Regions from separate parts of the Mus musculus genome. Here all the other regions are linked to region 4. The links are chromatin loops, found by intact Hi-C in ENCODE. Cell type or tissue: left cerebral cortex. All regions are shown on one strand. Region 1 overlaps Anks1b (ankyrin repeat and sterile alpha motif domain containing 1B). Region 2 overlaps Anks1b (ankyrin repeat and sterile alpha motif domain containing 1B). Region 3 overlaps Anks1b (ankyrin repeat and sterile alpha motif domain containing 1B). Region 4 overlaps Anks1b (ankyrin repeat and sterile alpha motif domain containing 1B). Region 5 overlaps Anks1b (ankyrin repeat and sterile alpha motif domain containing 1B). Region 6 overlaps Anks1b (ankyrin repeat and sterile alpha motif domain containing 1B).

Evidence for each region. Hi-C counts contacts between places; a loop is a spot of excess contacts. Peaks named below come from ENCODE experiments on the same cell type or tissue, not always from the same donor. Only the 100,000 strongest peaks of a DNase experiment are listed, where the experiment ranks them.
Region 1: a loop joins it to region 4, with 2.7 times the contacts of the local background. A loop is called at or near these places in 5 of 42 quality-filtered maps.
Region 2: it touches region 4 in a loop (2.9-fold over the local background); 4 of 42 quality-filtered maps call a loop at or near these places.
Region 3: a loop joins it to region 4, with 2.5 times the contacts of the local background. A loop is called at or near these places in 6 of 42 quality-filtered maps.
Region 5: it touches region 4 in a loop (9-fold over the local background); 12 of 42 quality-filtered maps call a loop at or near these places.
Region 6: it touches region 4 in a loop (4-fold over the local background); 6 of 42 quality-filtered maps call a loop at or near these places.

Annotation. Positions count from the first base shown.
Region 1 is chr10:90,492,172-90,497,171 of GRCm38, reverse strand. All of the region lies in intron 12 of Anks1b (ankyrin repeat and sterile alpha motif domain containing 1B), which reads right to left. Among named protein-coding and RNA genes, the nearest start is that of Apaf1, 590 kb to the left of the region's middle. In left cerebral cortex, a CTCF peak has its summit at 2,107; DNase peaks (open chromatin) are centred at 1,994, 2,750, 3,512 and 3,941; H3K27ac peaks cover 2,850 bases.
Region 2 is chr10:90,371,095-90,376,094 of GRCm38, reverse strand. The region is part of intron 12 of Anks1b (ankyrin repeat and sterile alpha motif domain containing 1B); the gene reads right to left. Among named protein-coding and RNA genes, the nearest start is that of Anks1b, 500 kb to the right of the region's middle. In left cerebral cortex, a CTCF peak has its summit at 2,409 (motif pointing right); a DNase peak (open chromatin) is centred at 2,406.
Region 3 is chr10:90,232,887-90,237,886 of GRCm38, reverse strand. All of the region lies in intron 9 of Anks1b (ankyrin repeat and sterile alpha motif domain containing 1B), which reads right to left. Among named protein-coding and RNA genes, the nearest start is that of Anks1b, 360 kb to the right of the region's middle. In left cerebral cortex, a CTCF peak has its summit at 2,407 (motif pointing left); no DNase peak of the experiment used is centred here.
Region 4 is chr10:90,688,165-90,693,164 of GRCm38, reverse strand. The region is part of intron 17 of Anks1b (ankyrin repeat and sterile alpha motif domain containing 1B); the gene reads right to left. Among named protein-coding and RNA genes, the nearest start is that of Apaf1, 390 kb to the left of the region's middle. In left cerebral cortex, a CTCF peak has its summit at 2,823 (motif pointing right); DNase peaks (open chromatin) are centred at 2,839 and 4,103; H3K4me3 peaks cover 596 bases; H3K27ac peaks cover 2,140 bases.
Region 5 is chr10:90,149,181-90,154,180 of GRCm38, reverse strand. The region is part of intron 8 of Anks1b (ankyrin repeat and sterile alpha motif domain containing 1B); the gene reads right to left. Among named protein-coding and RNA genes, the nearest start is that of Anks1b, 280 kb to the right of the region's middle. In left cerebral cortex, a CTCF peak has its summit at 2,489; DNase peaks (open chromatin) are centred at 1,933 and 2,549.
Region 6 is chr10:90,577,692-90,582,691 of GRCm38, reverse strand. The region is part of intron 15 of Anks1b (ankyrin repeat and sterile alpha motif domain containing 1B); the gene reads right to left. Among named protein-coding and RNA genes, the nearest start is that of Apaf1, 500 kb to the left of the region's middle. In left cerebral cortex, no CTCF peak of the experiment used is centred here; DNase peaks (open chromatin) are centred at 2,548 and 4,676; H3K4me3 peaks cover 2,979 bases; H3K27ac peaks cover 4,884 bases.

The sequences.
Region 1 (5,000 bases), 200 kb after region 4:
TACTGTATATTCTTATAATTTTAAATGCATACATGCTTAGAGTTTTCAAATTTTTCTGGTGAGACATACCTCATATAATTTTGTGACTCTGAAAAGAGAGCAAGCAATGTCTTAGTGTCCTGAGCAAATTGTATTTGCATGTGTGTACCGCAGAAAGACCCTTTGAGTTCCTAGGCTGAGCTAGTACTTTGAAACAAAATACGTGCATTATAAAATGAATAGCTATAAAAAATTTATTCAAAAGTATCTTCACTGGAACCCAGAAGTATTTACTATAACCCCGAATAACCTGTATTCTACTAAAATGTAGATTTATTAATAGATGGATTTGTTATGTACATTTGTACCTTGTAATATATGAGATATTTTATATTAACAAAGTATTCTAAGGATTTTACAAATGAAGAAGGGTACTACTTCAACTACAGATGTAAATCAAGTAAATTCTTTGAAAATATGATTCTCCTGAGCTGGGTATGTTGCCTTTAATCCTAGTACTCCTGAAGTAGCACCAGGCAGAGCTCCATGAGTTCGAGGCCAACCTAATCTAGGTAGGACAGCCAGGGATGTTACACGAAAACAACCCTGTCTTGGAAAAAAAACAAAAACAAAAACAAAAAAACTAAACCAAACAAAAAACAATATAACAAAAAAACCCCAAAACAAAATAATAACAAATAACTACTACATGATATTTAGTTAAAAAATTATCATGCAAAATGGTCATATGAGTATCCTTTTAACATAAATCTAACATGAACTTGTTTTTATTGAAAAAAATTAACCTCCATCATAATAACACATCTGGTCTATACCTTCCAACAAGCTTTTAAAAACATATTGGGTTTTATCACAAATATTAGGAAAAGTGTCACCTATGGTTTTCAATTATCACATCATTCATTGTATGAACCCTACTGTAGCTTATCCTTCTGTTCCCCCTAGTCACAGAGCTCACTTGTTCAAGCTAGTTGTATCCAGATGTGACGAGTACCTTTACATCTCAGGACAGAGTGGCATTAGGTGAACCTTTGCGGCAACTACTTAGGATTTACATTCTCTTCCTTCCTCTCCCTCATAACTGAACTAACATTTCCAGAAGCAAGTGACAATATTTAAATAAACTCCAACTCCATGCAAAGGAATTTATGGCAAAGGTCACAGAGGGTAAGATTCCGTAGGTGGTAAGGTAAGGGGACACAGAAGGAGTAACATCCATCATGTGCCTTTTATGTTCAAGGTCATCCCATCTCTTTGAAGCCCTCTACTAAGCTTCTGAAGTAGGAGATATGGGCACTGACAGGGAATCACATAGCTCATCAACAGAGGGCCAGCTGTGGGATGTAAGTCTGATTTCCCACTACATTTACAAGACTTTGTGTCTCTAGCTTACTCAAAACTTCCTGTGGCCTCACTATCACATGCTGTCTATGAGCTCCTGAGTATCACTGGAGTTTGAAAAACATCCCAGGACCTTCCAGGTGTCAGCAATGACCTTGGGGGTATTTGGTCGGACTGAATAATCATCCCAAGATAGGTAGCAGATCATACTAAGGGCATCAGGTAGGTTGGTGATAACATTCTCCCCTGTAAACAATTTAAGGTCAATACCCGCTTTTCTGAAATCACATGCCAGCCAGCTCTATTGTCTTTTGGTTCATCAGTCCTACACCCTGCCAAAAACCAGCATCTAATGCAGAAGCCAGAGGATGCTGGGTTCCTGGTAGCTCCTGGACCAGAGCAGACCATGTAGTTTGGCTCTGATTTCAAACATTTATAATCTTTTCTCTTGCTCCCTTCGCTCAATATAGGAGAGAGGCTATCAGCCAATTTCCCCACCGTTTATAGCAAATCCCAAAGCTCCTTCATTTCCAGCTGCTCAGCTGCCTGGGCAGACTGTATTACTAAATTATTGTATCTTCTTGGTACAGTGCCTGATCTATCTTGGCATGCATTTTGCATTGAAAGAAGCTCCTGTTGCAGCAGAGGAAGCTAGCTGCTCTTGCTCTCCCACGCGCCCTTCCTCTGGTACCCTCAACCACTAACCTCTTTGTTCCTCCTGTATAAGCCAAGCTCCTAGGGGCAGTTTCTCATCTAAGGCTGTCCCCCTAGGGGTTAGACATTTCAAAGGATGCTCTGTGCTAGGAGTGTTTCCCACAGCTAGAGAGAGCCAGATGGGTAAGTGGCCTACAGTGGAGAACTGCATTTGGAACGAAGAGATTTTGTTTCTCCCTCACCAAAATGTATTTCTTTGTAATGCTGCAGTCAGTCCAGCCTTGTATGGTCCTCAACAGAAGACACTGCACTGTGGGAAGACAGGAAAAGAGCCCTTTTACTTAAATCTGTTGTTTTCAAAAGTATTGGCTCTTTGGTTTAACATATTTTAAAAACTTTCTATTTTTATCCTATGCCAACTGGTTATGAATGCTGAGAGAGAGAGAGAGAGAGAGAGAGAGAGAGAGAGAGAGAGAGAGAGAGAGAAGCAGAAGCACTATTATTCTGGAAAAATGAAACAAACAAAGTTTTGTCTTTAAAATAAAAAGAAAGTAATTTCTCAACATCAAAGGATGAAAATTATTTTTAATTACTCTGAAATGAATAACCATTCTAATTCAGGTTTCAAAGGACATACCTTGGACTTGAATGCAAGTCACTTAAATATCCTCAATTGAAGCTCTGGGAATGTAATGCATGCAAATGTGTCCTGTGAGCTTGCTATTCCTGTAAGCAATGAGCAGCCTAGATTTTTCTCACATACATCCCGAGAGATGTCTCATCTCCAAAGAGCAGGAGAGTCATCTAAAGTCTAGTCCTATTAACAAGACACACCATGGAAAATACACAGAAATGTTAAAGATAAATTCTATCTAGCAAGTTACATTTTAAATCAACATTGCTGTTGCTATGGCAAGAAAACTGAATGTAAAATAAAAGTCTTCTATAAGGGTTTGGCCCTGTAGTCATGGCAACAATGAATGATACTTAACTCTGCTAATGTTTCCATTTGATCCGGAGAGAACTAGATGTGCTTTAAAGCTATGTAACATGGCTTAGAAAATTGATTTTTTTTATTGCTATCTTTCAAATGCCCCTCGACCAATTAAAGAAGGGATCACAAAAATAACAGCCAGGGTAAGAAAAATGCAGAATGTATGGGCTTGTTTAGGTTTTCCATGATGGTGGAAGCTATGAGTGTCATTTTCTCTGAGATGCTAGAAAATGGAATATTCATTTAGCAAAATACTGCACAGCAATTTTCAGGTTGGGGGGCATCATGTAATTTTCCATAGATAGAAAAAAAAACATATGAAAAGCAATCAAATGGCAATTTCCACCTCTTTCATCCAGAAAAGGAAATATTAACTTAAAGTAAGAAAATATGGAAATCAATGTTCCCGCTCTGCAAGCGAGCAGCTAATTCTGATTTCTCCCCTACTTCCCAAGCAGTCTTTTGATTCATGTCCCTCCACGGACACATCCCTCCTCCTCGCACTGGCAAAATGCCCATAGTGCCGAAATGGACCGTTCTAAATCTTCCTCCTACTCAACCTACCAGCTGTGCATCTAATACAGCCTCTCGTGCTCCTGGATGGGACACTCTCATTAAGCCCCTAACTCATCTGCTTTCTTCACACCCCATGGCTGTTCTTTCCCATGCTCTTTGGCTTAGTCCTCCTCCTATCTCCAAAAGTCTGTCTCAAAGAGTCCTTGGGCTCAGCATGCTAAGCCTTGTTTCCTGTTTTGTTGATTGCTCCCTCTGCTAGCTAGTCATTTGCAGTCTTGGGCTTGCCTATTACCTAATTCATAACAATTGCAAAATTTCCATTTTTTTAGCCAGATTTCTACCCTGAACTCTAGATTTCTACCTCTGGGTTCCCTGTCATTTTTATGCTAATTTTTCTTTCTCACCCCACAACCAATTGTGTCCTAGTTCCCTGTGGTGGTTTTGCCTCTGAAATACACCTACATTCTGCCTAATTCTCGCACATTAGTTTCCCACTGGATGGTTGTGAAAGTCTCCTTACTGGTTTCTCAGTTTCTACTGTGTCTCTTCAGGCACTCCATGTCCCAGAGATCTGTTAAAGTAGACAGAGGGTAAGCAATAGTTGTTGCCTGTTGAGGTTTGGTCTTGATGTCTATTGCAATGCTAAGTGCTGGTCCCTAAGACCTGGAGTCCTCACACACGCTCAAGAGATGCTATGTGACCCTGCCCCCAAGTTATTTCTGATTGGTAAATAAAGATGTTACAGCCAATAACTGGACAGAAGAAACAGGTGGAATTTAGGAGAAGGAGAAGAGAAGGTGAGGAGGAAGGGAAGCCATTATGAGTTAGGTAAAAGTTCATGAAAATATTGTCCTGAGGATTAGCCAATTGGAAATGCCATGTTTCCCCCAAATGACCAGTTAAGACCAGCCCAGATGAAACATAGTAAATAATAACATGGGGGTTACTGATATAAAAGTAGATTCTAATAGCATAGAGGGTAGGTATCTGCTCAGCTCTTGTGCTGTTTAAGGCTTATTGTAAATATGAAAGCTGTGTGTGTCTATATGTGTCTTTTATACAGGAACTAAATGGCCAAAGGCTGGGTAGAAACCCTAGGTCTGGATGAAAATTCTCTTCAACAGCTGCCATGTTAACTAGGGTAATCCATGAAGGCTGAAACAAGAAAATCATGAAATGAAACCTCACTGAATGAAGACGTTGGTTCTGGGAGTAGAAATTCCAAGCAAATATTCAAGCAAATTGTGTACATGAGGTCTCTTAAAAGGATTTGGAGAATATGTTTGTGTGTTTATTTAATTACTTTCAAATCATCTTTAAGCCCACTTCTCTGTTTCCAAGAGTATCATTTAATTTTCCCCTTTGAGGTTAATAGCTAAGGTTTATTGAGTCATTGGAAGTACTTTTATATCTATCAGCTGTTTGGGTTCCACCCCTGGACAAGAGATGAAGATGCATATTTTACATGTCAAAGCAGACCTGGTTTCCAGGTTCT
Region 2 (5,000 bases), 320 kb after region 4:
ATTCTGATAGATAGATAGATAGATAGATAGATAGATAGATAGATAGGTAGGTAGGTAGGTAGATAAAAAAATCAAATGATCATTCACTTATTCAAGTATTTAACTTCTGTTGTAAGTTAGTCACCATTCTAGGCATTAGGGATACTTTTTGTTTTGAGACTCAATCCCTCTACTTAAGGGGCTCATGAAACTCAAATAAATGTGGCCATATATAATTTGCAAGAAGTACACACAAGGCACCAAACCTGGTGGAGCTAGGAAAGGCTACACCTAGGAGATGTGGTCATGGGGTCATGGAGGTAGAGGGCTCATGAATGGTGCCTGCGCCCTAACAAGAGCTTGGAAAGAATCCATTTGTCTCCCCACGTAGACACATAGAGAACGTTCTGTCTATGAACCCAAAAGCTAACCACCAGGTCTCCTCGATGTACATTTCCCAGCATCCAGAAGAGAAATACTCTTCCATTGTTTCAGTTATCCAGTTTACAACTGGGTGTGGTTGCACATCTTTAATCTCAGTACTTGGGAGGCAGAGGCAGACAGAGCTCAGTGAGTTTGAGGGCAGCCTGGTCTATATAGTAAGTTCCAGGATAACCAGAGCAATATAGAGACCCTGTTTCAACGACAACAACAACGACAACAACAGCAAATTAACCAGTTTAAAATCTTTTAATATAGCAGCTTTAATAAACCTTTAATTAAATTACCTGACAGAATTGGACTCTATCAGGCAGACTGGATGGGAAAACATTTCAAGTTGATAGAATTGAGGAGCCATTTGCACTAAGAATAATACGCTCAGGAGTGCATGGTATATTTGGATAAAAATAAGAAACATGATATGAGTAAGTTGTATTGAATAGTCATTTTTGGTCTTGCTCACATAAAGATTCTTTTCTTCAAGAATGGACAGATAACAATTTTATTAACTTTAATGGACATAATAGCTAATCGGCTTATAACATATTATATTAAAAGTAACTGTGAAACGATCTCACATTATTAAAGTAAGTAGTAGAAGTCCATATCAAATTCATAATGAACCACTTGACAAGAGCTCTGTGTTACACACTTTATAAAATTTCCCTAGAGATACATAGTTCCTGGGGCATCATATGGATATTCATGTGTATTGGCTTTTTATATTGCTTCAGTTTATAAGCTCCTATAAGCTTATAAAGTTTATAACTATTGCTGTAAGTTTATAACTGTCATAATCAACAGTTTTCAGGGGGCTTTCAAAGTGATTTCTTTTAAAGTTTGATTGGGTTTGCTTGAGACAGAATCTAGTACAGTAATACAGGGTAGCCTGGAAATCACATCACAATGTCGTCAAGGCTGGCTTCAACTCAAAGCAACCCTCCTGCCTTAGCCTCCTGAATACAGAGATTAAAAGCAGGAGCCACCCTAGTTTAAAATGACTGTTATAACTGAAAAGCTTCTTCTATTACGACACACATTTTTAACTATCCACAAGGTATGCATGCACACATTTTAAAAAAGAGTTTTCTTTTTCACAGTGCAAAGGATCAAACCCAGTGCTGCGTACACAGCGATGAAGCACACGGACTTCTCCAGCAGTAGACCAGGACGATCCAGTATGTGCATGAGAAAACGAAAGCTCTGCTGGCTTTAATGAAGAGCTGGGTCTCAGAGACAGGAAGTCTAGAGAGGAGGCATCAATAATGCAGGGGTTTTCGGTCTGGATGGTCCCTAATCCAGTCTCCCATCCTTTATCTTATATCTCAAGATTTCATTATTAAAGCATTAGCCTCACAATTTATTACTTATTCATACAAAAATATTTTTTCAGGGAAAATAGGAATGATAGAAAATGCATAAGTGATACCCAGGTGGGGTTGGAGATGCGAGGTAGAATCCTTCTCTCTCAATCATGTAAAACCACAGAGAACAAGGGATTGGCATGGATCTGAACTGTGCCTTGGGGCCAGGCAAAATGAGAGGCTCCTTACCCAAATGAATAGAACATGGGGCACTGTAATAATCCTCTACCTTTGTATTCCTTGCAGTGAGTTTAGAGGCTCATAACACTGTAGATTTATCCAGATGGTTTACATGAGCCACAAGTCTTAACTGGGTTCTGACTAAGGTCTAACTAGGCTGATATCCAGGCAATGGTCAAATCTGCAGTGCCAACTTAAGTGTTCAGGGTCCTCTCTCAAGATCCTGTGATGCTGGCAGAATTCGTTTCCTCACAACTTTAGAGTTGTGTGGCTTGCTTCTCCAATGCCAGCAGCACTGGGAAACAGACTGTCGTTTCTAGTCACTAGCTTCTAGATCTTGTATTAAGAGATCACATGACAGGTACGGGTTTACTCAGCCAACTCTGCTAGGGGTTGAGTCTGTCTGTAATGCTCATCTCCTGGGATTTGGTTTGGTTTTAATACATGCCTTCCAGCAGATGGCGCTGTTTCATGCTCCTGTACAACCTTAGGACATAGGTAGGGTTGGTTGCGAAGTGGGTGGCAAGTCTTAGGAGCTATGGCCCAACTCCATTTCACCTTTCCCTTCTCCCTCTCCCACTCCTTCATCCTTTCCCTCCCCCTCCCCCTCCCCCTCTTTCCCTTTCCTTCCTTTTTCTCTCTGTGTGCCTCTCTGTCTCTATGTGCCTCTCTCTGTCCCTCTCTCTCCATCTTTCACTTCCTGTCTCTCTGTCTCTCTCTGTCTCTGTCTCTGTCTCTGTCTGTCTGTCTGTCTGTCTGTCTGTCTGTCTGTCTGTCTGTCTGTCTCTGGTCCTTGATATGAAAAGCATTGTTCAAGCAGCCTTATGCCCATGTCTCACAAGAAGCTTTGACCTCATCTTCCCCAACACAAAGGACTGTACTCTCTCAGACTGAGTAAAAAATGAATCACCTCTTCCTTAAATTACTTATATCAGGTATTTTTCACAGGAATGAGAAAAAAATAGTATGATCTTTTCTTTGATTAAGTTAAAGTCAATGATGGAGAATTCGATTGCATCTACCACCCACTCCCATACACACTTTGTTATAAAACACACAACAGAGTTACGGCCTATCATCACCTTTGTCATTGGCAGCAGTACATCACAGCTTTCATGTACTCAAGAGGCTAGGGTTCAGAACGCAGGCATCAGGTGCCGGTTTCAGAACTCTGCCTGCCACAGGTGCCAAGCAACAAGTAGAGGAGCGATCGCTTCCAAAGTCGAGCTAGGGAAGCAGAGAGGAGCTGCTCTCTCTGGTACATCGAAAGCTGCCTGGAGCTTCTCTGGAACAAGTTCTGCCTTAGGTCTTCCGATGACGTCACACAAAAGCAAAGCCCTTGAAAAGCAAGCACCAGGGTCAGTACAAAACCCACCTTCCTTCTGTCACAGCCAGGGATACAGAACAGAGCAGGAAACACTCTCCCAAATGGAAACAGTAGCACCAGAGGTGCACAGAGAGCAACGCCCAGTTGTATGGACATCCTTTTCAACCAGGGGTACGGAGGGGTTTCTCCCCAGCCGGCAGTATAGACTGCAAATCCAAGGAGACTCCCCCAACCCCAACTCCATTTTCTGTTTGTCTGTCTGTCTTTTTTTTTTTTTTTTAGTTTTTCAAGACAGGGTTTCTCTGTGTAGCCCTGGCTGTCCTAGAACTCACTTTGTAGACCAGGCTGGCCTCAAACTCAGAAATCCGCCTGCCTCTGCCTCCCGAGTGCTGGGATTAAAGGTGTGCGCCACCACGCCCAGCCCAACTCTGTTTTCTTATACATTAAAATCCTATTTCCCCTCAGTTTCATATTTAGCCATAATAATCACACGTATGTCTCACAAATATAACTGATTGGAGAGGGGCAGTTCAAGCGATTCAAAAAAAAAAAAAAAAAAAAAACAATCTCAGCAGAGAAAATCAAATCAAATAGAAAAACTATTCATCACACTGAAGTAGACAGGGTAATTAGAGAGAAGATACACGCTGTGGTGAATTGGATTCTCAAAGAAAATTCCAGACAATGAAGCAGTTAGATTTTCACCTGCATTAGCTCCGGGTAAAAAGCAAGAAAAAATCGAGTTAATAAAATGCTGTTTGAAACAAAGGAAGATCTCTCACGACATAACATCTGTGGGATTGTGCCCCTCGATCACTGCCACCTTGTGTCTCCTGGAATTTTAACCACTGGCTGTCCCCCCTGGTGACACACATCCAGTGTACGGTGCCACCCATCCTAGGGCACATTGAACTAGGACATGGAACAAGCAAGAAGAAATCCCAATCATGTGCACAAGTCAGTCCACTTGCTTGCTCGGAGCGACATTAGAGATATCAGATTCAGGTGGCCAGCCAGACTCACTTCACCCGGATGCTCCATACATGTGCTGAAGACTTAAGAATCCGGGTTGTGCTTGCTGCCTTAACTTGGTGATACCCTCCCTCCCCAAAAGTATATATTCATTAAGCATTAGTAACATCAACTCATTTAAGCATCTATGCTTTCCCACGTGTATTTTTTTTTTTATTTTGTAGTACTAGTTCGATGGAAAAAAGAATTTCAAAGAAGAAACTAATATATATATATCCACCTGCAAGTTCTGTTCCACCTACATCCTTTCCATTCCCAGGGCAGGTGAAGAGATGTCCTTGGGTAGGAGAAGGTGGCTGATCACGTCAACAGCCTTGAAAGGCAGATGCTACCTTAAGGCAGCAGATTTCGGTCTGAAGAACACGAGCAGCCTGTTTCAGGTGGGGAAGGAACTGACCAAGTTTCTGGTGAAATTTCAGAAAGAAAGGTGGGCATGAGGCAGGGAAGACAGAGAAACGGCACTGCATGGGTCTCCTGGGATTTTCCTGCTGGGCTTTTTGTCTTAAAAACAACAACAATCAAGTATCTGAGAGGCCACATTGAAAGAAAGACCTGGTTTCCTAGTCTCTTATAGATTCCGGGCGTCGCCGCATCCTGTTGAAGTTGATAGTTCTACATGGAAAGGAATAGGATAACCTTGGAGATATATTTCCTGAGCCCCCCTTCTTTTTTTATTT
Region 3 (5,000 bases), 460 kb after region 4:
GGGAATGGGGCAGACATTTTGAAACATCTTCAGACTTTTGAAAATGCTTTGCATTCTTTAGAGTCAATGCGGTTTATGAAGCAACATGAGGGTGTTCAGTTTTATAAAGAGTTAAAAAAAGAAAATACGTTGGCTTTAATAAACACCAACAACACTGAATCCTCATGATTGTGTATCTGTTAAGCAACTACTAGGTAAGTCAAGTAATGCTTGAGATGTCAAATTAAGAATTCCCCATATGTTATCTATCTTAGTTTCCTATTGCTGTGATAAAGGCAACTCATAAAAGAAAGCAATTAATTTGGATTTATGGTTTCAGAGAGTTCGCATAATAACGGAGCAAACGAACAGTTGTGTGCTCACATGTTAATCTACAACCACAAGGTAAAGAGATACTGGGGATGGCCTTGAATCTTTTGAAACCTCAAATCCCACCCTTAGTGATACACTTCCTCCATCACAGACACACTTCCTAATCTTTCCCAACAAGTTCCATCAACTAGGGGTTAAGTATTAAAAGAAAATATGAGCCTATGAAAGTCTTTCTCATTCAACCCATTCTGGCCACCTCAGGCTCATGGCCAAATCATAAGGCAAAATGCATTGAGTCCAACTTCAAAAGCCTCTGTAGTTTCTACAGCCTCAACACAGTTTAAACACAGTTTAAAGATAGAAAGTCTCTTTACAGACTCAAGGCCCTCTCTTAATTGTAACACCCTATTTAAAAAAAAAAAAAAGATACTTTCAACATACAGTATGGCAGAATATAAATTACCATTCCAAATGGGGGAAATGAAGACACTGTGAGGAAATACTAGACTGAAGCAAGGCAGAAATCCAGCAGAACAATTCCAGACCCTACAGCTCCATGTCTAATGTCAAAGGGCACGAATGCCTGAACCCTTCTGGCTTCGCTGTTTGCAACACACTTGTCTCTCTCAAGCACCCTGGTTCCACGCCCTCCTGTAGGCAGCTCTTCTCAACAGATATCTCACAGCTCTGGCATCCCCAGTGTCTTGGGGTTTCTAACACAATCCAGGCTTCATTTTTACACTTTGCACAATAGCCTCTCAGGGCCTCCATGCAGAGACTCCCCTGCTATAAGCCCGTCCTCGGTGGCTTTTCTTAGCTGTAGAGGGAGATTTCACAATCCTCTCACTAAGGTATCCTTTATAATTCTAAAGCTGGAACCATGTGGGAAACACTTTCAAGTTTTACCTGCCTACCTGATACAGAACCTGTCCCCACTGAATTGCATTTACAGAAGTGACAAAAGCTGGGTTGGGTGGGGTCTTTCCCAGAGAACATCCCTCCCTGTATTCTACCTCAGAATATGCCTTCTTCCCATCTCTTTCAGTGCAAATCTTGGCTCCAACATTAAATTTCCTGATGCCCTTTTTACTTCAGTCTGTATATTTTGTATTCCTTTTCTCTACTTGCTCTATTGCTTTGTAGATCTTCACAGAGTGTTTAATAATAGCCATGCAACAGAGTCAATATTAGGTTGTTTTGAAATCTCCACCAAGGAAATTAACCCAAAACTTTTCAATTAGCAGATTATTAGGTCATAGGCAGAAAACAGCACTATTCTTTGCCAAAATATCCCAAGAATGGTCTCTAGCCCAGTTGCTAACATTGCTCCCTGTTGAAATCTCTTGATCTGGATTGCTATAGCGACCATTACTCTCAGCACCATTGTCTTCCAATGTCCTACTCGGATAATCCATTAAGCTTCAGTTATAGCATTTAACTGTCTCCTAGTCCAAAGTCTCAAAGTCTTCCCCATCCCTCCAAAACAGCATGACCAGGCTAGTCACAACAATGCCTCATTCTGAGCACCAACTTCTGCCTTAGCCGCATTTCTATGGCTGTGATAAAACACCACTATAAAAAACAACTCGTAAAAAGAAAGTGTTTAATTCAAGAAGGTCAGAATTCCTAAGATAAATAGCTGAAAGCTCACATCTTGATCTATAACCATGAGGCAGAGAGAGGGAGACCAGGAAAGGCATAAGTGCTTTTGACCTTCAACGGCTGCATCCAATGACATGAATCCCTCAGCAAGGCCACACCTCTTCATCCTTCCCAAACAGTTCCATCAAACTGGGAACGGAGCATTCAACCAAATGAACCTATGGCAACCCATCTCATTCCAACCACCACATCATTGGTCTTCCTCCCACCCATGCTTGCTCTGGTAATGCAAGCTCCCTCTACCTTCCAGTATTCAAAACCAGATTCATCTCTATCTGGTCCAGATTCTATATTAGCCTGGAACTTCAAGTGCTTAACTTCACTTTCTAGTTAACCCTACGACAACATGTTGTTTCTGTATTCAAGCTTTTCTCTTATACAGCAAACACCACAGATTGGGCCATGCATAGCATCATTTTATAATGCGATCTAGTGCCCTCTTCTGGCCTGCAGGCATATATACAGGCAGAAAGCTATACGATGTATACTTAATAATAATACATAGAAAAGAAAATCCAGAACCCTCCTTTAAAAACATAAAATATAAAACCAACCATAATCCAGTTATTACAGGAATGTAAAGCATTATACAAGCCTGATATCAGCAAAAAGAGTTTCTCTCTTAAGCCATGACCATGAATGCTTCAACCTGCAAATTATAACTCCAATATGACACCAAAAAACACCTCCCTATCAGATTTTATAATTAATTTAAGGTAATAATTTTAGAACTACCATACAACATCATTGTGTAGAAGAATACCCCTTCTTTAGAATACCCTGTTAAACTCTTGGTTATCTGTGGAACATCGTGTCCCAAGTCTCCCTCACAAATGGGAGAGAATCACACCACGCATAGTTTGTGCTCCCAAGGGTGGAGAGTTCAGCCAGAAAATCAAACCCAAGCGATTCTGTTTGTGTCTATAACAAACATTTACCAACAGCTTGCAGATTTTCCATCCCAGTTGTGTGGACACAGAGACATTTGGTTTCAACATTTGCTTGGGTAATTGGGCCATGTAAATGCTTGCTTACTCTGCTGTGGCTTTACAAAGAAGATTTATGCATTAAAAATTCAGCTAAAAGGTTGTATAAAATAACTTCTTAGGCAACGATTAGGCACTAACGTAGTCCTACTGAAGTCTGTATTTTACTGAAGCCTAAAGACTGCATATTAAAACTTAAGGAAGCAAAGCATTACAAAGTGAGAGAAAATAAAAGGATTGCTTTACCTGAGACTGCAAGAATCACACTTAAAGTGGGAGAGTGGAACTGGTAAGAGAGAAGAAAATATATTACCAAATTTCCCACCTAAGTGTTCAGTGATTTGTGAAAGGTAAGAATATAAACAGAAATAACACCAGACCTCATAAGGAAAACAGGTTGCCACTTAGGATAAACTTCTCACTAAACTTTGTATCATGAGTGTACAGACTTGGTCTCAAGAAAACTGAAAACCGTGATAAGGATTAATCAAAGGTTCTATAAAAATTCATGCTCTTTAGTATGTATATTATAATGAGTATGCATATGAATTACCCCCACCCCAAAATTGGCCAATGATGACTCTAGCAGATGATATGGCAATCAGGGCAATGAACACTCTTGTCTGGGAATGAATTCACCTTTACCCGACAGCACCGAATCTTAACCGTGGGTTGCAGCAGTACCAGGTGAGCCATGGATACTTTGACAACAGTAAGAGGTTTCTGAATACACAATGACCTAATATTAATTGAAGCCAGATTGCTGCTGGGAGTGCTTCCCTATGTTGCATTCCGAGATTTCACTGTAGCCTCAATGCACAGTTAAGTGCACAGGTGAACTTTGCAGGATGCATCTTTCCATACAGTAGCAACCAAAGCTTCCTGGAAGGCATCAACTCTTGGGATAACGTTTATTCACCTGTTGTGACTGTTGTCTCCGAGGCTTACTACCTGCATCTGCTAACCTAGGCCTAGTCCTGGAAGCTTCTAGTCTTTGCACAATCTAATCTAGGCCAAGAATGTTAAACCCTTGGTTATCTGTGAAACATAGTGTCCCAGTCTCCCTCTGAGACTTGCTGCTGAATAAGCTCACCCTTTCTTCTGCTTCCTGAACTCGGGCTGGCTGGTTCAACTCAGCTGTTCTGGCTCAAACTCCTCTCCCAGCTGACTGACTCCATCTGGCTTCTCTCAGCCTCTGAACTGCTCTGCTTGGCCTCAAACTGATTTTAGCAATCCGTTCGAATCTTCTGGCTCCTTCTCATTCTCTGGCTCGTTCTGTCTTTGCCTGTGTCTAGCTTGTTCTCTCTTCAATCTGTCTCTGTAAAACTCTCCTGGTAACACTGCCTCCTTCTCCCTCCCTGGGCTGCTCCACTCTCCCTCTCAACTCTGCTGCACTGTTCCATGCACTCTACTGTATCCTGGACTGTATCTCTTCTCCTGTACTGTCTGTCTCTCCCTTAACTGCTTCCCTCTCCTCCCTCTTCTCATGAGAGTTGGGCATATCCTATTCTGTCACATCTTTCTCTGATTTGTCACTTTTTTCTGCAACTCAATTACATATCACTTTCAAAAGTGGCTGCTTCCTCCTGCAAACTACCTTTTCCCTCATTGTTTGGAATTAAAGACGTGTATAAGGATGTGTCTGTATTCCAGCCTGAGGGATTGAAGGTGTGCGCTAAGGCTTGATCTACACCCTAACTAGAAATGGGTTCAAATAGCCTGTAACACAGCTCAGATTTGACACTGTTGTCTGTTATGAATTGCAGTGTATTTCCCCCTTTCTATACATACAAAGCTTTCTTCTATTAGCAAAACACAGCAGCTTAATTTTCAGAAAACAAAGACCTTAATTTTCTTGCTGTTGTTCCCCAGCTTCTGAGGATCAAATTAGCTCATCTTCGGATGGCATTGTGTTATAATGTTTGGTTTAAAATTTTGTTGCTACACTTGCTAACACATTTCAAGAACAATCCTTAAATAAATTTTAACTTGGAATTAGGACAATTTCTAGAAAGAAAAAAAAAAACCTAAACACATTTC
Region 4 (5,000 bases):
TACCAATCAAACCAAACCACACCAAATCACAGTACACCATACCACACCAAACCAAACCACACCAAGCCAAATTGCACCAAACCAAACCATACTGAATCACACCGCACTATACCACTCCATACCAATCAAAACCACAGCACACCAAACCAAATCACACCAAACCAAGCCAAACCACACCAAATCACACCACACTACACCAACCCATACCAAGCCAAACTACATCAAACCAAACAAAGTCAAACCACACAGAATCACGCCACGCCACACCACAAACCAAACCAAACCAAACCAAACCAAACCAAACCAAACCAAACCACAGTAAGCAAAATGAAACCAAACCAAACCAAGGCAGACGGGGTTCAAATTCTAGCAGTCTGACTCTAGAGCCCAGCTTCCTCAATGGGTCCAGAATGGTTCTGGAGATGCTAAGGGTTTATGCATAGTCTGAATACAGATTTCAGGAAGAAAGCCAAACGCTCACTCACTCTTGGCAGCATTCTGCTCAGAGGTGAAAAGGCTGCTTGGGGACTTGCCCTATGTGGTGGTGTCACCACACTGACATTGCAGGTGGAGGAGAAGGAAGAGTCTAGGGACAAATTCTAGAGGAGAAGCTCGTCAGCGAAGAGAGACAGGCAGAAATGAGGTGTTTCTCTTAGTGCTCTAATCGGTGTGTTCCCTGGAACATGCCCAGAAGATTCAGTTAGCTCCTAGAACCCAGTTCCACCGAGAACCCGCTGGCTGCACCTCCACTTTGCGCAGAGTCTGCATCACATAGTTGAATGAGCACAGAATTGATTCTCCACGAGAGGAGACGTCAGGATTTCATCTTCTAAAGTAGGCTAGTCTGATGGCCAATGGACCTAATAAATAAACTCTCAGCATCTCACAGGTCTGGTGACTCCACTATCGTGCAGCCCGTTTATCATCCAAGTCACTGTACATTGATTTTGACATTCTTGATCCCAAACATTTAAGAGTCTGATAAAGTTTTCTGTCTGGACCTTTTACTTCTTATGTCTCATGTTCTTAAAGATGATTTTCATTAAAAAAAAAAACAACAACAAAAAACCTGAGTCAGAGGGGCTGGAGACATGGCTCAATGGCTAAGAGCACTGGCTGCTCTTCCAGAGGCTGAGTTCAATTTCTAGCAACCACATGGTGGCTCACAACCATCTATAGGGGGATCTGATGTCCTCTTCAGGCAGGCCTATATGTATATGTATATGTATATGTATATGTATATGTATATGTATATGTATATGTATATGTATATGTATATGTATATACACACACACATATATATGCAGCAGAGCACTCATACATTAAGTAAAATTTAATAAATAAATAAACAAATAAAACAGATTTAAAATTAAAAATAAAAATCCCGAGTCAGAGCTTACAAAGAATGATCTGACTACCCATAATTCCAAATGCCATTCTCCTTTGTTTGCTCATCAGAGCTGTTGTGGTAGACTGATTGGCCCGTATTCTCCATCCATCCCTGTGCCTATGTAAATTTACAGCTTGTTCTGTGAAGAGACAGGTCAGATCCTCTCCTCCCATGTTGATTTGGGTATTCAAAATAGTTCCTGTCGGCCATTTGTTAGGAGATGAGCTATAAGTAGAGGTTCAGCACAGAGCATGCCCAGGGCTGGAGAGATGGCTCAGTGATTAAGAGTGCATACTGCTCTTGTAGAAAACTTGTTGGGTACACCTGCCTCTGAGGCCTCTGGTCCTCATGCACCTGCATTCCTATGCACATATGCCCACATATATACACATACACATATACAATTACACATACACACAATACAACAAAACACCTTCAAGACATCTCAGTGCACACCTGTTTTTTGTTGTTTCTCTTCTATTGTAAGGATGCATGCTAGAGGACTGGGCAGAGAAATAAATCCTGGTCATGTCAGCTGTGATCATCCAAGACCCCGACTTTTCTACCCCAGTAGATCAGAGCCAGCTACAAGTGTGTGTGTGTGTGTGTGTGTGTGTGCGCGCGCACGCGCGTGTGTGGTCGGATGAAATTGGGAGAAATTTCCAGCCTAGTCTGGCTCATAAACCAAACAACTGCCAGCTGTTTTAGGGTGTGTATTTTTGCACGTTTTGTGCATGCGGCAGAATGGCAATCACTCACAATGCTTCTGTCAATCTTGGGAACGTGGAAACTGGATGGTTGCTTAGTCTTCTTTAAAGGAGAGAACCTGAGTGCAAAGCGCTGTGATCATATGTTCCTGGGTTATTTCTTCAAACCCGTGAGCGGTATCATCAGGGGCATAGAGAAGGTTATTAACTCAGATTTCAGGGTCTTGGAAATGGAGGGTTCAGGGTTAAGTGACTTGCCCAAGGAAGGCTTGTGGAGGAGCTAGGATCTAAAGCCTTGAAGAATTCTTTGTGAAACTGTGATTTTTTTTTAAAGCACGGTTACTAATCATTTTCCTTCCTTATTCTATTTTAAGGCATCTATAAACAGGTAAACAGAAGTGTGCTGGTGAGTAATATATGCATATTTAAAGGAGCCCTGTCACTCAGATTAATCTAATCTGTGGACTGCACTGTTTCCATTTTGGTAAAAACAATTTTAATCATGTGGTATTTGAAATTTGTGTTCGAATGTCTACAAAAAAATAAGAGTCTAATGAGTGACAAAGAGTCAGGAATAGGGAATGGTATAAAACTGACACAGAATAAACTTCAGTTCTACTCGAAAAACCACCACCACCACCACCAAACAAAAACAACAAAAAAAAAAGAATTTGGTTTTTCATTTAGTACCCTGTCCTGTACTTTAGGTACATTGCCACCAGGTGGCGGTAGAGCGTCAGACAAAAGTCTGTACAGTAAAACTGCTTCCAATTCTGAGGTTCAAGCTAACAAGCTCTTTGCCTGAGATCAAAAAGCATTTGAGACCACACTTTGCAGTTTAACATAATACATTCTTTAAAAACCAAAATAGCTTAAAATTAAACTCCTGGCAATCCTTACACATCTTTAAAACAGATATGAATTCTAAGCCACAGAATCACCGAGCTCATTACTATTCGTTCAAGGTTTCCACTGATTTCCATAATGGCGAATAGGAACCTTGTACCCTACCTTGATGGCTGTGTTGACCTTCCCCGTTTTCTCTGGCACATTACTTACTGCCCGTCTCTGGCAGGATAGCATGCATTATAGGTTTCAAAATTCTTAATAGTTTTTCTGGCTTTCTTTGTCCTTTAAGCATAATATCGGATTGTCTCTTAAAATAGAAACGGAACGATTTCTCCAGTGGATCAACATGCAAGAGTGGTTATTTGCATTTATACGCATTTGCATGTATGGAGGACGGCTCCTTTTTATTTTCTATACTCTATAGGGTATTTCATTAGGTATGTCTCTCAAATCTCACGGGAGCACGAGCAGTTTGTCATAATTTACCAGCGACACAGCCGAATTTCTTTAGTAACAAGTTCCGTCCTAAATGTCTTGAAAAAGGAAAAAGTCTCTTCAAGAAACAAACAAAAAATTATCTGTTGTATTAGAAATGTGAGAAAACCAGCAAAACAACAACAACAACAACAACAACAACAACAACAACAACACAAACCTCACTGGCTTCACTACAATGCTCTTTATTATATGATGCAAAAGTACAGTCTCAGAGAATAGGGACTACTGAGCTGCTTTGGAAAGTAGAGGTTCCCACCATTATGGGTCATTACATTTAAAATTTGGGGCAAATTCCAGACAGGTTTAGATTTGTTAGGTTCATGGCTCAGGGCTGAACGAAGAATCCAAGGCCTCTGGGTAAAGCCGCTATTCTGCCCTCCGTTTCAAGAACAAAGATCTGGGTGCCACCAGGTCGCTGCTGAGGGTCAAATGTCGGTGCACACATAGCTGCAGGTAAAAGCTCTAGCAGTTTTGTACCTAAAAATCAACATCGAAGAAAAGGGGGTTGGGTGGGAGACCCTCAGAGACTGGAGTTGCGGATAGGAAAGGACAGAGAGACCTCATTCTTGCAGACTGGCGTTTATACGTCAGATGGGGTAACCTGTGCTCCCCCAGCCCCCACGCACCGCCCCGTGAGCTGTGGGTGGAAGAAGCGAACACTGCTAGCTATGAAGATGTGTCCCAAGGGACCGGTTTCCAGCCAACTCTGGGAAAGTGATCTGGGGAAGTCACCGAGAAAAGGCAAAAGAAAAATAAAACCGGAGAGAAGAGAATGGGATGGGTAATAGCAAGCTGTCATTTGAGCCTCCCAGGAAGCCTAGCAACCAGCAGGCCAGATATTATTGTCCTCTATTTATACACCAGAAACCAAGTCCCAGAGAGGGAAGTGACTTAAGACCACATACTGAGTGGTGGATATAGGCTTCAAAGCAAAGTGACCCGATTCCAAAATAAAGATGAAAGAAAAGAGGGCACATTTGAAACCTGGCTGCACGGTGTGTCTTTCTCTTTATAAACAGTAAGTAAAATTTCCATCGGACAGAAGCTTAGCCTCCGAGGGGTCAAACTGAAGCCACGTTAGCCACCATCAAAAGCTTCCGTGGAATGTCTAATATTACCTTGTTCCTTTGAATACTGACTATAATTTACCGTCCTTTTGATACATGGGGTTTCGATTGTGAAAACCGACTCTATTTACTGACTTCTAATTTAGGCATGCCCTCAATGCTAGAGGCAGCCAATGGTGTTTTTATCATCATCATCATCACCATCACCATCACCATCATCATGATGCCCACCATGGCCTCTGTGCCTGATATAGACATAGCTGGAAATGGCTATATTACAGAGTTGCTGACTCAGCTACTTCTCCCTAAGTATGCCAGCTTCTCGCCATGCTTACCTTTTTTTTTTTTTTTTTTTTTTTTTTTTTTGATCATGCTATGCTCCTGGTTAAAATCCTTTGAATGGTTCCCCACTGGTGACAGAGGCTATACATTGAAATCACTTGGGATGCTTTCAAGCACTTCACGCCCAGGTGCCTCATGTGAGTGAGC
Region 5 (5,000 bases), 540 kb after region 4:
AAGTTATTTTTATTAGATATTTCCTTTATTTACATTTCAAATGTTATCCCCTTTCCTGGTTTCCCCTCCGAAAACCATCTATCCCCTATCCCTCCCCCTACCCCCTACTCACTAATCCTACATCCTGGCCCTGGCATTCCCCCACACTGGGGCATAGAGCCTTCACAGGACTAAGATCCTCTCCTCCCATTGATGACCAACTAGGCCATTCCCTGCTACATATGCAGCTGGAGCCATGAGTCCCACCATGTATTTTCTTTGATTGGTGGTTTAGTCCCAGGGAGTTCTAGGGGTACTGGTTTATTCATATTGTTGTTCATCCTATAGGGCTGCAAACCCCTTCAGCTCCTTGAGTACTTTCTCTAGATCCTTCATTGGGGACCCTGTGCTCTGTCCACTGGATGGCTGTGAGCATTCCTAAATTATTTTTATTACTTTTATTTTTTTACAGTCCAGCTGTTGCCCCCCTCCTTGTGCCCCCCTCCCACAGTTCCTCACTTCATTCTTCCTCCCCCTGTCTCCAAGAGGATATTAGTCCCCCACAAGACCTCCCTACTCCCTGGGGCCTCAAGTCACTGGAGGATTAGGCCCTTCTTCTCCCACTGAGGCCAGACCCGGCAGTCCTCTGCTATATATGTGCTGGGAACCTCAGACAAGCGCATGTATGCTGCCTGGTTGGTGGCTCAGTGTCTGAGAGATCTCAGGGATCTGGATTAGTTGAGACTGCTGATCTTCCTATGGGGTCACCCTTCTCATCTTCTTCCAGCCTTTCCCTAATACAACCACAGGGGTCCCCAACTTCAGTAGGTTCCTAAGAAAATTGAAAATAGATCTACCTGAAGACACAGCTATACCACTCTTGGACATACCCAAATGATACTCCACCATACCACAGGAACATATGTTCCACTATGTTCACAGTGACCTCATTTGTAATAGCCAGAAGCTAGAAACAACCCAGATGTCACTCAATGGAAGAATGGTTACAGAAAATATGGGTCATTTACATAATGGAATACTCTTAAGCTATTAAGAATGAGGACATCATAAGTTTTGCAGGCAAATGGATGGAACTAGAAAATATCATCCTGGGTGAGGTAACTCAGACTCAAAAGAACATGCATGGTGTGTGCTCACTAATAAGTAGATTATCCAAAAAAGACAAGAATACCTAGAATACAATCCACAGAACTCAGGAAGCAAAAAATTATTTGGTTTTTTTAAACTTCTTTTTGGTTTATATTTCTATACAGTATATTTTGATCATGATCCCCACAACCAAAGTTTTCCCAGATCCTTCTCATCTCTCTACCCATCCAATTTTAGGGCCTCACTAAGTGCCAAGGCTGACCTTGAACTCATGTCATAAATAACTGGGATTACAAACCTGTAATACTGAAACCCTCCTTTGCCTTTTCATTTATTTCATTATATTCAGTCCAGACTACAGTCAAGTAGAATTATTTAGCCTTACACAGTCATGTCCCACATTTTTATCCATCCCGTCTACCTTACTTCTCTATTCAGTATATAATGGGGGTTTAAAATATAGCTTCTATAAGCAGATAATCCTGGATTCAAATTCAAACTGCACATTTCCAGATCTGACCAATCCCAGCCTTGCTTGCCTTACTTACACAATAAAAAAATAACACTTAGACGTTCTTTTTCCTCCTAATCAAATGAGGTGATAGATACAGAGTGACTGGCATATGATAAGTTTTCAATAAATATTAATTATTATTTTAGCCGCTATTGTAACTCTATGGATTCAGGTATAGTTCAGATTTTGCCCTTTAGGTAAACATTTCCCAGATTTCTCACAAACCTAAATTATATCACTCTGTTCTACATGTCGACCATTGCTTATGCAAGCATGCACATTATGGCATTTCACATAGGCCTTGAAGTAAGGAAGCACAGTGCCAAAAAGCCTTGGCTGCTTTGAAGTCAAACAAGAACACATTAAGCCTTAGCTCTGCACCTTCTTAGCTAAGCAGCTTTGAGTAAATACTTAATCTCATTAATTCTCAGTTTCCTTGCTTGCCAAAATAGGTGCATTGATCATTTCTACTTTTGTAAGGCGCTATGAGGCTAGAATTACTTCCATAACTAACACATAAAATCGTCATTATTGATAGTTTTACTATCACAATCACAAAAGGATTGGGATTGCACACAGAACACTTTGGCATTTACACATATATAGTGTGTTTAACTTCCCCATTCAGTTTTAATTTATTTGAAAGAAAGTACAGACTTATTCATTTTTGTGTCATCTACAATGTGTTGTCTATAATAAACTTACTAAGTGTCTATTAGATAAAGTACTGGATAAATGGGCTCTTGTTTTAATTTTACTACATAGAAATCATATTAAGGATTGTATTGCAAATATCATGATTGAAACTTCAGCTTTATCTTACAATAACCATTACAAGTGGCTATAACAAAAGCATGGAAAATTAGTGGTTTAGCACTGCCCTCTAAAGTCAGAATAGAAATCTGCAATGTAAAACTTATTTTGAAAAAGAAAATATTTTTATTAATTCTTTGAGAATTTGACATAAAATTTTGGTCCTATTCATTCCTCTAACTCCTCCCACCTGCACAGTCTCCTCCCTTTCTGTCCACCTGGAGTCCTCTTTTTTTAAAAAGGGGGTCTACATAGCAGCAAACGTCCTAATCCTTTGGTTCTTACAATTTTCCACACGTTTTTCTTATATGTTCCCTGAGTATTAAGTGTGGTGTGTTGTCAATGTACTAATTGGAGATGGGCAGCCCATTCTAATTGACCTATGCACTTCGGCCAGTTGTAGCTTTGAGTAACAATTCCCATCTGCTGTGAATGAAGCTTCTTTGATGAGGGGTGACAGCTACAGTGATCTGTGAACATAAGGATGGGTATTTAGAATACAGTTATTGTTTATTCTGCTTTAGTAATGTAGAAGGTATTTCATCTAGGCTCCAGGGCCTTACTACCCTCAAGAAGTTGACTAAGTTTACAGTGTCAGGCTTGGATTTCCTCCCATTGAGTGGACAGGACTATTAGAGTTGTATAAAAGGTATTTGAAAAGCCTTTATCAAAATAAATATAATCATATATATGCATATATGTATATGGAAAAGAAACCTCATGGACACACGGAAGTATTTCTTTGTTTCAAATGCCTTTTAAACTTTTTACTGAACACCTATAGTTTTAAAGGTCCAGAAGGAAGAAGGTGAAAATTCCACAGAAAGTAGATCTTTATTTATATAGTCTAAGCTTAAGAAAGATTAAGATAATTCTGCATTACTAGACAAAGAGAAAAGGAGCCACAAAACATAAATTTCATGGAGAGACTATTTGAATTCAATTTGAGAAAAGTAAAGTCATGTTACTGACATAGGACTGAAAACAGGATTTCCTTTCAAATTATATCTGTGTTTCATATAAATTGTTTGAATATAAAATATATTTACACACACACACACACACACACACACACACACATATATATATATATATATATATATATATGTACATATATATACATACATATATGTAATATACTGGCATTAATAATTTATAACATACTTCAGATATGTAATAGCCGGTAAAGTTGGGCAAGAACTTTCCCTACTTTAAAAGTGAATAAAATATTATCAAAGATATTACTGTTTGTAAGTTAATCTCATAGATAAAGCTAGTTTAAAATTATAAGTGGATATTAGCCCAGAAACTTAGGATACACAAGATATAAGATACAATTTGCTAAACGCATGAAACTCAAGAAGAACGAAGACCAAAGTGTGGACACTTTGCCCCTTCCTAGAAATGGGAACAAAACACCCATGGAAGGAGTTACAGAGACAAAATTTGGAGCTGTGACAAAAGGATGGACCATCTAGTGATTGCCATATCCAGGGATCCATCCCATAATCAGCTTCCAAACGCTGACATCATTGCATACACTAGCAAGATTTTGCTGTAAGGACCCAGATATAGCTGTCTCTTGTGAGACTATGCCGGGGCCTAGCAAACACAGAAGTGGATGCTCACAGTCAGTTATTGGATAGATCACAGGGCCCCCAATGGAGGAGCTAGAGAAGGTAGCCAAGGAGCTAAAGGGATCTGCAACCCTATAGGTGGAACAACAATATGAACTAACCAATACCCTGGAGCTCTTGTCTCTAGCTGCATATGTATCAAAAGATGGCCTAGTCGGCCATCACTGCAAAGAGAGGCCCATTGGACTTGCAAACTTTATATGCCCCAGGACAGGGGAACGCCAGGGCCAAAAAGGGGGAGTGGGTGGGTAGGGGTTTGGGGGGGTGGGTATGAGGGACTTTTGGGATAGCATTGGAAATGTAAACAAGGAAAATACCTAATAAAAAATGTTTTTAAAAAAATTATTAGTTCAATGACTTGAGGGCCTGCTACATTTGACCACATTGTAAAAGAAGGTTTCTAATCATTAGAAATCCAAATGAGAGCTTGGCATCTATTTGATTTTATTAAAGAACACTTTCATGTCAACTCCTTGAGTTCTATGCAGGTGTCATCAAAAATCCTAGAAGAGAAAGAACATTAAATGACAGCTTACCACTTCTCACTCCTCCATCAATATTTCTCTTTTATAAAGTGAAAAAAAAAATCTTAAAAGTTCTGAGGAGATTTTAGAGAGATTTGTTTAACTTGGCTTGGCTTTTACCAAGGCTTAGAACATAAGGCAAAATTTATAATTTGAAGACAAAGATTCTGTTTTACAAAAAAAAAAAAAATTAAATCAGATGATTGGTTAAATGACAGGTGCTTTTCATCAACAACAGAATTTCATTTTTTTTTGTGGGCTTTGCTCATTGGTGCTTCAAATTCCTGTACAATTATTATGCAAAGCAATATTACCTTAGGGTGTATCTTCTCTCCAAACTTGCATAATCTTATTATGCAGGAGATTTCACATGAAATTGTTACTATTCATCAATTCAAAGGAGGGCAGGAGTTATATAATAGC
Region 6 (5,000 bases), 110 kb after region 4:
TGAAGCAATTCTGGAGATCAAATTATGCAAATGTGCTCCATGACTAAATTAGAGGCTAATTCATGTGAACATTAGTTAGTAATGGGAGTTACATTACTGGATTATTAGAAAATGGGGCAACATATTTTAGTGCTTAAAATTTTAATCAGAGTAACTTCCAGATGGAGGAAAAGGCTCCTTTCCATCACCAGATTGGAACCATGGCTGACATCCTCCCTGAGAGTCAGCCTTTCAGCATGGTCAATCTAGCACATGCTCTCATTTCTGACTTGCTGTGCAGCACAAGCAATCAGTATCCTTTCCCGGGCTAATGGCATGTATAAGAACAATTAATAGCTCTCGTGACACCAACATTTTCTCCTGTACCTTTAGACAGCTCAAAATATTAACATAATCACCCCAAACAGCATTGCTGCTGGACTCCATGAGTAAAGCAGATCACTAGGGAGACAAGACCATGCTGACGAGAAGTCAGCCTTTCTCTGTCCCCTACCACCCATTTGCTGTTGCTGCTTCCTGTATTTGTAATTTAGCTGTTGTCCAGATAAAGAATGACTCCCCTTTGGCACTGACTGATAGATACTGACAAATTTTAAATGTCAATGGTTGAAAAACAAAAAAAAAAAACAAAACCAAAAACAAGCCACTTTTGTAAGAATGAGTCCACCACTGCTGTCTGTCCTAAATGAGTTTGGAAATGTATAGATGTTTTTTATAATATGAGGTCATCCACTCAATTCAAAGCCCAGTCTGCTTCAGAAACAGGAAGATAGAGGAAATGGACATTTTTCTCTTATACTTATACATCATAAAAACTTCCTAGATTTGCCTGAAAACATTGTTAAGTAAGAAATCATCATGGAATGATTAGTCTTAGCCATTACGGTCAAGTTATTTCTGTTGTCTACAGGTCTAACTTCTTACTTGGATGGTGGTTTGCTAAGACTTAAAAGGTCATTTTTTCCAGACCAGCTGCAAAGCAAACTGAGCTCTTTGCTCTGCAGCAAAGTTCTGGAAAATAGGACAGATCTGTAGGTCTATTAGCATGTAACATACATGCACCACAAACATGGGAGAAAATTTTCATTTAAGTATGTACCTATTGGCCTCTCTTGCTTCCATCTTCTGTTGACCTCTATAACCTCCAATAGCTCCTTGGGTCTTTTTCAGTGTGTAACGGGAACTTCTCATTTTGACCTCCAGTTTGAGCTTTATGAATGCTATCCGCTCAAGTTCCCAGAAATGCCAATTTGTGTGTGGCTTCCAGTAGTACCTTTATAATCAATTCCATAAAGCCTTTATCCCGAACACTGGTCAAATCACCTCAAGTCAATAGGTCAACAGGAGCTGCTAAAGGAATGATGCACTATACAATTTCATTCTTTTCCCCTTTAGAATTTACAAATGTAAGTGTTGGGTAGTGAGGCCAGAGAGGCTCTGAGTCAGTCCTCCTCCAAGTAATAGACCCTTTGTAATATGATCTTCACACCACCAATCTGCTGTAGTACTGCTTAGGAGTGATAGATGCTATCACTAGCTCCATTTGCCTTGACTTTGAACTCCAACAGATTGTTTGCCTTTTCCATTATGTATTTAACTTAATATAGGAAAATCTGCTGATTGATTCTGATTGTAAGAAAAGATAAGGGGCAAGATTCCTGTCTTATATTCTATATGCATGAAGGAATGTTTGTGGGATGTGTAGGCAAATACTCAGGACAACAGTATGCCTTGACTGAGGGTCATGTTTTGTTCATCATCATATCCCTAGTAACTAACATTTTCTAACACATGGAAAATATTTATAGAGGACTCAATTCCACAGTGAGACAACTAATGCTCCATACTCTCATTGACCAAAAAGATTTTTAGTTTATAAATGAAGGTCCAGTCATGTCAATCTGTTGTGTATGTGGTGTTTACGGGTGAGTTTCTAAACATATAGCATTATGTTAGGAGCTGTGAGAAAGGCAAGGAAATCACACACAAAACAGACTTGCTGAGTTTCTCTTCTAGTAGAGAAGACAAGATATAGACGAATGGGAACTTAATTCCTAACTCTAGAACGATGGCTGCAAAATCCAACCACTAAGCGAGTTTGGAAAGACAAACTACTATGGACTAGAGTCCTTAAGGGAAGTTATGTAAACCAGGCAGGGAGAACTTTGAGAATAAAAAGTATAAGGGAAAGAAAGGAAATGACAGTCCCCGAGAAGCAGGAGAGGACATAAGGAGCAAAGACATAGAAATAGAGGGTTTGTGATTTGGACAACTTAGGGAGCAGTCATCTAACTCAGAAAAAGAAAGATGGCAGTAGCAATAAATATAATAAGGGAAAAACCAGCAAGTCTGCATAACAACGAACACATCCCTAAACTCCTTGTTGGGAAAATAAACAGCATTAAAACTTAGTCATGTTACATACACTGCAAAGGCTGAAGAAGCACAAGGCTCAGAGGACCCCACGGCTTCCCCAGGTCTGGTGAGAAGCAGGGAGATTGTGCTTATGCGGGGAGCAGATGTGATGTCTTTAGAGGAAGCAGGCAGGGCGGGACTAGGGAAGACTTCAGACGCATGACTGGTGAGGGCTTGTGATGTCAACACACACATGACTTCCCCAAAGTCTTAGCTGGCTTAATTAAGGCTCTGTTGTAGCCCTTCTTGAATTGTACCAATTTCTATTTATTTGTATATTCTTAATGATGCTTTGGATCTAATCTCTGTCCTTGATGTCCTATAAACCAGGATGAAGGCACAGAACAAAAGTTTATAATTCTTGTACCTATGAATCAAGGGTAAATATTAAGAGCCCGAGGAGAAGTGATGAAAGACAATAAAGAGTTAAAAGCATTTGGGGGAGGAACTTCCTTCTTCTCTAGCCATGTTCAGGAATCAGTATCAAGTCATCTTTACTAAAGTTAATGATTGTCATTAGATAAAAATTAACCATATATTATGTCTATGTTTAAGAGTATATAGAATATATTTAGCAAAAAAAAAAAATAAGCCTTGAGTAAATGCTTTCTTCAAATGTTATTTACACGAAACATTTACACTTAACCCACAAGTAGAATATGTTTCCATAACTAAGTGCACGCATGGATATACTATGGCATTTTAACCAACATTAATTATATCCTCTTGATGTCTACTGTCTTCTTCTAAAAAGACCTACACCACATCATGGTTAATGGGAGCGTGGTGCTTGTTGCTTAGGCAACAGAATGAATAAATGCAGGTCAGAATATGCCACAAGAAAAAAAAAAAACAAAAGCTAGACTATGACACCGAATGGAAGCTGAGCAGGTCTAACAGATTTTTACATTAATGAAGTCTGTTTCTTAAAGTGGGCCAACCACAGAGGGCTTTAAGCTCAGCATTAAGTAGCCTACGGCAACCAACAGACTATTATCGTAAAGGTAGACAATCTTTTCTCACAATATTGGCCCCAAACAAATGGTGCATGAAAGCCTGAAATGCACTAATTGATGACACCATTGAATTGATGACAACGTTTCATGAGTTACTTCATCTTCACAATTAATTAATCCTTCTACATGGCAAATCAAAGCTGTTGTTTTGATTTTGTCTCATAGTACAAGTCCTTGGCATATCTGAGTTAACAAGGTGATCTTATATTCTGGAAGATTCCATACACTACTTGGAAATAAACAGATAAAGCCACAACTTAGGATTAGACGTTGATCTTCCTACGATGCTCTTTTTTTTTTTTTTGGATGTATTTGGTGCACAATTCTCACATGACTGTTCTGCACACTCTTTCTTCAAATTCTCTTTAAAACCAGAGAGATTACCTTCTCATTAAATACATTCAAAGGGGGATTATATTTGTTCATAAGTGTTTAATACTCAGAGGAAAATTAAGCTGAAAGTTAATCATCCTTCAGTATGGACGATTAACTCAGTGAATCTAAACTTTTCACGGATCAGAATGGATTTGGACCAGGGCTTGGGAATGACATGCCCTGTTTCAGGTAGAGACAGGGGGGAAAAGTAGCTATGCAGAGAAATGTAGTCAATATAACTAATGCCAAAACAATACTCAATTTGTTTGCTAGGTCTGGTAATTATTAATACCATCTGTTTATTGCCCTAAGTAAGTCTTAAACCTCTCTAGGGCTGCAACAACTTCCCCTTCCATCCTATTTCAACAGAGTCTCAACTGTATAACCAGTGACTGTCTGATGGACACAAGAAAAAGAAACGCATAGCTCATTAATTAATTAAAAAAAAACAACAAGATACCCCTAAACGGTTATATGCATATATTACTTGATGCTCATATGATAGACCACATTTATGCATTTTTAAAAACCTTGTAGGCATACACATTTTTTGGTAGGAGTAGAAGTTTAACCATCTTAATAACCCTCAAAGCTGTAATAATTCAGTCAACTTTGGAGAAAAGCAATCTGGCAAAAGGAATGTCAAAGCTCTGACTAGCCCTCAGAGGCTTATGAAGGTGCTGCAGGTGCCAGCCTCAGCATTTTATCTCAGAGGAACGATTAAGGACACCTACGAGTCATTTGTGTGCTACATGCTTGTGACATGTAGGTCTCCCTAAATTTAGGGATCAGTGATAATGTGCGATGGGACCTTAAAAGCAAGGGAAGGTGAGGAGAACCGTGATGTAGCTTGAAGGAGCTTAACAAGGGGAGCTGATGAGTGTCTGGGGAGGTCTAGGAATGATTAGAAAACTACATTGTCGTTTGCATGCCTCCCATCCTCCTTCTCACCTATATGCACACTGAGAAGTTTGCACACGCCCGGTTTAGACTGCACACAGACCAGGACTCGAAAGTACACCGATGCATTTGGTACACCAGCCCCTTTCTATACATACCCTGACAGCTAATTGACCCAAGTGTTTGTTTTTCACCTAAAGTAACAAACAATAAATACTTCATGGCTCTTCTGTCAGCATGTGCTTTCGCTAAGCTAAGCGACCGGCTGAAGCAGCTAGCTCAGGAAGGGTCATC